Linked DNA regions of Homo sapiens: region 1 is linked to region 2. Evidence: chromatin contacts called from ENCODE Hi-C or POLR2A ChIA-PET data. All regions are on one chromosome and are shown on one strand. Each heading gives the region's core, a stretch centred on a gene start or an enhancer-like site at or near the end of the contact. The rest is flanking DNA. Distances are from core to core; before and after follow the strand shown.

Evidence for each region. A loop is a pair of places that touch in the nucleus more often than their neighbours do. ChIA-PET counts read pairs that join two places held with the same protein, here RNA polymerase II (POLR2A). Pooled maps may share reads with other maps.
Region 1: a pooled map shows a loop between it and region 2 (5-fold over the local background). The contact joins the enhancer-like site here to the promoter of SNHG32 in region 2. A Hi-C loop is called at or near these places in 3 of 50 pooled maps. POLR2A ChIA-PET finds 5 or more read pairs at or near these places in 2 of 52 experiments (OCI-LY7 and T-cell).

Annotation. Positions count from the first base shown.
Region 1 is chr6:32,795,563-32,799,062 of GRCh38, forward strand. No RefSeq gene overlaps it. Among named protein-coding and RNA genes, the nearest start is that of HLA-DOB, 20 kb to the right of the region's middle. Within about 2 kb of position 1,874, at least 5 of the 41 ENCODE cell types and tissues checked have a DNase peak (open chromatin) inside an H3K27ac peak, as active enhancers do; they include OCI-LY7, where a contact is called at or near this core.
Region 2 is chr6:31,833,493-31,837,362 of GRCh38, forward strand. SNHG32 (small nucleolar RNA host gene 32) reads left to right here and starts at 1,424. Exons shown (of 4, transcript NR_160953.1): 1 at 1,424-1,708; 2 at 1,919-1,959; 3 at 3,744-3,870. SNORD48 (small nucleolar RNA, C/D box 48) reads left to right here and starts at 1,771; the gene lies at 1,771-1,834. It overlaps SNORD52 (small nucleolar RNA, C/D box 52), which reads left to right and starts at 3,584; the gene lies at 3,584-3,647. RefSeq lists an enhancer at 561-1,259.

The sequences.
Region 1 (3,500 bases), core at 624-3,123, 960 kb after region 2:
TCTCCATTTAAAAACGTTTATATAGAGTTCTGGTTTCTGCTTGGGGATGCAGAGAACTGGAAACAATGATGCTTCCTTGCAACATGAAAGAAATCACACAAATTGCAAGGTCGCAATTTTTTTCAACCCATCACAGAGCTGGGATTGAGCTTCCAACTAGCTTGAAATCTAGGAAAGTTGTTGCCTGAGTGCTTGCTTACCTAAGGCAGGTACAGCTGGGCACTGGTAAGAAGAATTTAGCTGGAATCATTTAAAAATTGACTGAGGTCAAATGTGGGCTGGAAAGAGTACAGAGCCCCAGGGGCTCACGAGTATAGGGCGGTTCACACCTTCTTGCAAGCTTCGTATCCGGGAATGCCAGTGGGTGTTCACAAATAAAAAATGGGAGAGTCCTGAGAAGGCATTCCGCATGCTTTTCAAGGAAAAGAATAAATAGAAGTTAAAGGCTTTATACATCGATGTGCATCAAATGAGTTAATTAACAGAATATAAGGGAAGCAAAGACTTTACTATCTCATGTTGAGAGCAGACTACATACTCAAACCCTATTTCGTCTGTTTTTTGTTTGTTTGTTTGTTTGTTTGTTTGTTTTGAGATGGAGTCTTGCTTTGTCGCCCAGGCTGCAGTGCAGTGGTGCGATCTCCTCTCACTGCAACCTCCGCCTCCCCATTAGCAGGGATTACAGTCGCACACCACCACACCCGGCTAATTTTTTTTTTGTATTTTTAGTAGAGAAGGAGTTTCACCATGTTGGCCAGGCTGGTCTCGAACTCCTGACCTCATGTGATCTGCCTGCCTCGGCTTCCCAAAGTGCTGGAATACACGTGTGGGCCACTGCGCCCAGCCTCCTCCGTTAATCTATTATCATTCTTCTCTAATATTCTCAAACTTACTTAATTCATTAACGTGATATATGTTGACATCTCATTAAATATGTCTCTATTTATGACATACTCAACAACATGTGTGTAGTGTTATAAAATTTTAATTTATTTTATAAATATTTAACACTAACTGAGTGCCAGGCATTCTTCTATGCACTTAAATAGCAGACAGGCATGGTGGCCGACACCTGTAACCCCAGCACTTTAGGAGGCCGAGGCAGGAAGATCACTTGAGCCCAGAAGTTCAAGACCCTGTGGTTTCAGAGGCTGAGGTGGGAAGACCACTGGAGCCCAGGAGGTCAAGACTGCAGCGAGCCATTATTGCACCACTGCACTCCAGCCTGTGGGACAGAGGGAGTGAGACCCTGTCTCAGATGAAAGAAAGACAGAGAGAGAGAGAGGCATAGAGATGCATATGCACACAACGATTACATCGTAGGGCTGTTTAAATTACTCATTCTGGCTGGGGGTCTGTGCTCTAAACCACTATTGGTACGCTATTTCTGTGTGGCTGGTCTGGAAAGCTTCACACCACCCCCCTCTCCCTTCCCTGAATTTCCATATTCCCCCCAACCCTCATTATCCCTTTCAGAGTCTCGCAGGTTGAGGTGATGTGAGAGAGGAAGCAGAAGCGAAGGTTACGCGAGGAAAGCCCCTCGTTAAACTTGGGATTTTCACGGGGACTCAGTCCAGAGGAAGTTGAGAAAACCAACTTAAATTACGGTCTCGATCGCCATCTGGCGGTGGAAGTCCACATTACATCCGCGGAGCAATGGCTGGGAACGTTGCATAATAGAGCGGGGCTCAAATTCCAAATTAAGTTTCTGAATTTTTTCCATCTGGAATTTTATTTGATGATTAGTCTAGCATCGTAATGGTGTCCTTCGTGTTGACGTGAAAACCCAGTCTTCCTTCAGTTCATTTCCCGTTTATTAGGGATGCAAAACTCCAGCCACAGGTGACCTACGACTCTGACTCCTTCCCCACCTACTTTACCCTCCCCTCCCCCAGTACATTCTGGGGCTAAACCCTAAGAGGTACCCATGCATCGCTGGGCCGATGATGAAAATGAAGAAGTCTTCTGATGAAGCGAGACCCCGGAAGTGCAGCTTCAGGCAAAATCCTGAGCGAATTCTTTGCTGCCAGGACAGTCCATAGGCTCTTACTCTTAGAAATTACGTAAGCATGAGCAGTCAACGCTGAAAAGCAGAGAATGTGGTTTTCTGGCGGACTCCAGAGGGAGACCAGGAAATCCTCTCACTTACAATCCATCAAGAGTAGTTCCTCCAAATTGAGTACAAAGTCTCTAAAGGCCAGCAGAGACAAGTAAGGACTTGTAGTGAGCTGCAGCTCACCACCCGGATCAGAACATAAAAGACAGGAGACCTCACGGCCTGGAGACCCACTAGAGCAAAATCTGCCATCCCAGGCAGGGAGGAGAATCAGGCGGAGGCCTGACATGGTGAGGCCTTGCTCCAAGTGGAGAAGGTGCATAAACTTAACAACTTTGTTATTGCCCTGAGGATGTGATGTGGCAAAGGGGACAAGGATTGGATAGATTGTCTTACTGATGGAAGTTGGTAACAAACAAGGCAAATCAAAAAAGAAGCCATGAGATCCAGGGAACTGCTGTACAGGGGACATGGCTGCATAATATTAGTATAGTAACTCATTATGCACTTGTGTGGCAGACAGTGGCTGAATTCTGGAGACGGAAAATATTAATAAGACACGGAGTCCTGCTTACCACCCAGGAGACATATTAGCAAACAAAGGGGCACAGCAGAAATGTGTGTAAAATTAGGACATTGAAGTCACAAACAATTAGGAAAATTTTCTAGTGGAAATGACATTCAAGCTGATCGAGGGTATATGGAGAATGGCTTCCAAGTCTAACAAAGCATGAGCGGCTTGGACACTTGGACAGGCTTCGAGGGAAGTGAAAGTCTTTCGGAATTGGTAAAATGGGTGGGTGACAGATGAAGCAGAGGGCTAGGGATGGATGCCTCACACACCAGGCTAAGGACTTGGGTCTTTGATCTGCAGTCAGTAGGACCAGTATGCAGACTGATAGTAAGGGAAGGGTCATGGGCAGCTTCACGTTTTAGAAAGACTACTCTGATGGGAAGAGTGGGTTAGAGGAGCATAAAATTGAAAGCAGAGAAAGCAGCGTGGGTAACTGTTAGAGTAACACAGACCAGACATGATGGGGCTCGAATTAAAGTAGGATCAGGGATCTAGAGAGAGGGTCAGAGACATGTGAGGGAGCAGATGCAACATGATGTGTCGTCATCCATTGTATATGGGAGAGAGGAGAAGGCGAGAGCAGAAGATGCTTGGGAGACCAAGTGGTTAGTAATTCCAGTCATCAAGAAAGGACAGTTTAAGAGAACATTCCATATTAGACATTTTGTATTTGTAGGGCCTGTGGGTCATCCAGATGAAACTTTACTCTGTGTGGTAGATGGAATAATGCCCCCAACTGCCACCCCTGAAAGATCTGAATCTATGAAACCTGTGAATCTGTTACCTTACATGGCAAAAGGGACTTTGCATTAGTGATTAGATTAAGGATCTTGAGATGGGGAGATTATTCTGGATTAGCCAAGTGGTCCT
Region 2 (3,870 bases), core at 174-2,673:
CTGCACTCCAATCTGGGTAACAGAGCAAGACCCTATCTCAAAAAAAAAAAAAAAGAAAAAGAAAAAAAAAAAAAGGAAGAGGCCAGGCTCGGTGGCTCACACCTATAATCCTGGCACTTTGTGGAGGCCTAGGCAGGCAAATCACCTGAAGTCAGGAGTTCGAGACCAGCCTGGCTTACATGGTGAAACCCTGACTCTACTAAAAATATAAAAATTAGCCAGGCATGGTTGTGTGCACCTGTAATCCTTGCTACTTCGGAGGCTGAGGCAGGAAAATCGCTTGAACCGAGGAAGCGGAGGTTGCAGTGAGCCGAGATCCCGCCACTGCTCTCCAGCCTGGGCAACAGAGTCAGACTCCGTCTCAAAAAAGAAAAAGATACCAACACACACAACACACATCACCAAACATCATACGCGTTTATAAATGGGGGCGATAGGAAAGGGTCCAGAAAGGATTTGAAATGACTTATGAGTTTCAATAATTTTTTTTTTTTTGAGACAGAGTCTCGCCCTGTCGCCCAGGCTGGAGTGCAGTGGCGCAATCTCGGCTCACTGCAAGCTCGGCGTCCTGGGTTCACGCCATTTTCCTGCCTCAGCCTCCCGAGTAGCTGGGACTACAGGCGCCGCCACCACACTCTGCTAATTTTTTTTTAGTAGAGACGGGGTTTCACCGTGTTAGCCAGGATGGTCTCGATCTCCTGACCTCGTGATCCACCTGCCTCGGCCTCTCAAAGTGCTGGGATTACAGGCGTGAGCCACCGCGCCCGGCCTAATTTTTAAATAAATAGAGACGGGGGTTGGGTGTCACTATTTGCCCAGGCTGGTCCCGAACTCCGGGCCTCAAATGATCCTCTGCCTGGGCCTGTCCAAAGTGTTGAGATTACAGGCGTGACCTATTACGTCCGACCTGCCTTTTGGGTTTTTGGTTTTTGTTTTGTTTTGTTTAATTGAAGGTTAGGGTGCCTGACAGTCTGCGGGATCGAACTGGGAGGCAAATTCAGATTTCGCTGGGGGAACGGAGTGCGAAGTGTCAGGGTAGCTGGACGCTAAACTGGCGCAGCTGCGCGCGCCCGCGCGCGCGCGGGAAGAGTCCCAGGGTCATTAACGGACCATGGGCTGCTGGGAAACGGCTTAGGAGCAGCACCCGGCTGGCGCTGGCCGGCCGGCGCCGGGGACTTTCTTCCGCCTGGCCAGACAGATCCCTGTTTTTTGTTTTTCAAAATTCAGAAAGCATCTCCGAATATTTGCCCAGAGGAGTGTGAAACATACTTTCCTGGTCTTTCTTTCACTTTGTTTTATTTCTGTGTGGACAAACAATGGGGAAAATGCCGCGCGTCTAGCCAGGCAGATAAGAAAACAACTATACCCGTCAGGCCCCCAACCCGGCGCCGCCATAAATGGCCCCGGCCTCGCCATTTTAGTTCTTTTTGCGAAGTGGGCTCGTGGGTTGGCAGTATGAGAGTTGTAATGGCCCGACTGTTGAGTGAGGGGGAGCAGGGGATCCCAACGGCTTGCGCTGCCTTTGCGCAGCAGCCGGCGGGCGGCCACGTCGCGGCCTGGCTGGGGTAGGAGAGGGCGGTCCCCAGTGCAGTTGGGTGAACTACCGTTGCACACTGGAGTTTCTGGTGTCTTTGCTTGGAACTGACCTAGCTCGTGGCAGGGGGAACTCGGCTAGCGGCCCCACAGCCCCTGCTGACTCAAAACAACTGTGAGTGGGGTTGGGCGAGTGATTGCAAAATGGGGGTGGCGGTCGCCCGGGGATAGGAAGGGAGTGATGATGACCCCAGGTAACTCTTGAGTGTGTCGCTGATGCCATCACCGCAGCGCTCTGACCGCCCCCTCGGTCCAGCATTTCTCAGGCTCAACGAGTTCATGGCCAAGATTCCTAATCTTTTGTTCTGTTTCATTTCCCCGTTAGGAGTTGTAAGACGTTCATCGCCGTGTTATCCTTGAGTAAAGGTGAGTATTAGGTGCGAGAGCCTTTTGAATGCCTCTTCGGAAAGCTTTGTTCCCAAGCAAGCTTTCGTTCATGGGCATTATGCGCCTCCCTGCCCTTTTTTTTTTTTTTTTTTTTGAGACAGTCTCGCCTTGTCACCCAGGCTGAAGTGCGGTGGCACGATCTCACTGCAACCTGCGCCTTCTGGGATCAAGCGATTCTCCTGCCTCAGCCTCCCGATTAGCTGGGATTACAGGCGCATGCCACCAAGCCTGGCTAATTTTTTGTATTTTTTAATAGATAAGGGGTTTCACTGTGTTAGCCAGGATGGTCTCGATCTGCTGACCTCGTGATCCGCCCCTCTCGGCCTCCCAAAGTGCTGGGATTACAGGCGTGAGCCACCGCGCCCGGCCTTTTTTTTTTTTTTTTTTTAAGACAGCCTCCCTGTCACCCTGGCTGGAATGCAGTGGCAAGAACACAATTCAGTGCGGCCTTCAACTCCCGGGTTTAACCGATTCTCCCACCTTAGCCAATTTTTTCCTTTTTTTTTTTTTTTTTTTGAGATGGAGTCTTGATCTTGTTGCCCGGGCTGGCAATGGTACGATCTCCCTGCAACCTCTGCCTCCCGGGTTCAATCGATTGTCCTGCCTCAGCCTGCCGATTAGCTGGGACTACAGGCCCGCGCCACCACACTCGGCTAATTTTTCTGTTTTTAGTAGAAGGGGTTTCACCATGTTGGCCAGGATGGTCTCCATCTCCTGACCTCGTGAGCCGCTGTGCCCGGCCACTTTTTCTTTTTTGAGCTATAATCCATGTACCACAGGTGGTGACTTCCATTTGTTTGTTTTTGCTATTTTGTTTTTGAGACAGGGCGCAATGCCAGGATCTCCCTGCAACATCCACCGTCAGGGCTCAAGTGGTCTTTCCACCTCAGCTTCCTGGGACTGCAGGCACGTGCTACCACCACGCCTGGCTAATTTTTAGTTTTTTTACAGAAGCGGGCTTTTGCCATGTTGTCCAGGCTGGTCTCTACTCCTGGGCTCAAGCAGTCCTCCTGCCTCAGTCTCCCAAAGTGCTGGAATTACAGGGGTGAGTTGCTGCGTCTGGTGTTGGTGACTTTCTAGAGATTACTTTTTGGTTTACATCATTTTCCTTGTGACTATTTTTACTTTTTTGGGGGGCGGGGGGACAGTCTTACTCTTTTTAGTTTACATCATTTTCCTTGTGACTATTCTATTTTTACTTTTTTAGGGGGCGGGGGGACATGAGTCTCACTCATGTTGGTCAGGCTGGTCTCAAACTCCTGACCTCAGTTGATCCACGCCCTTCGGCCTCCCAAAGTGCCGGGATTACAGGCGTGAGCCACTTTGCCCGGCCTGTATTTTTACGTTTTAATAAATCCCCGTATTTTTGTTAAAGGCTGGGTAACCTGACTCCTCCCCTCATTTCTACTGCAAAATAGGAGTACACTGGGGCCTCCCAGTGGAGCTGTTCTCTGCTGTTTTAAATTACTTTCTACTCCTCCCTTTCTAACGTCCACTCCTGGACTCATTTGTTAGATCAATATATACTGGGACTGTTGTGTTTTCTTTGAGTGTACTAGATCTCTTTCCAGAAGAGCTTCCCTTGATCCAGATCTCCCTAATTGGGAATGATGATTTCACAGACTAGAGTCTCCGATGCTGGTCATGATGTCAAAACTAAGTTCTGACTCATTTAGGGAACTGGATACTTGGGTCTCCAGAAGGGCCAATGGGAGGGCCATAATTCTGTTTATTTTCAAATTGTCTTGTTTTCACCTTGTTAGAATGAACTCTGGAAGCCCAGCCAGGGACAATGCACCTTCACAGAGATTCTGCACTAATCTGAGTGAAGGTCTAAGGTTTGGAATCTCCCCCTCATGGAGAGAAGCTTTGTATGGCTGTCATGCTTAG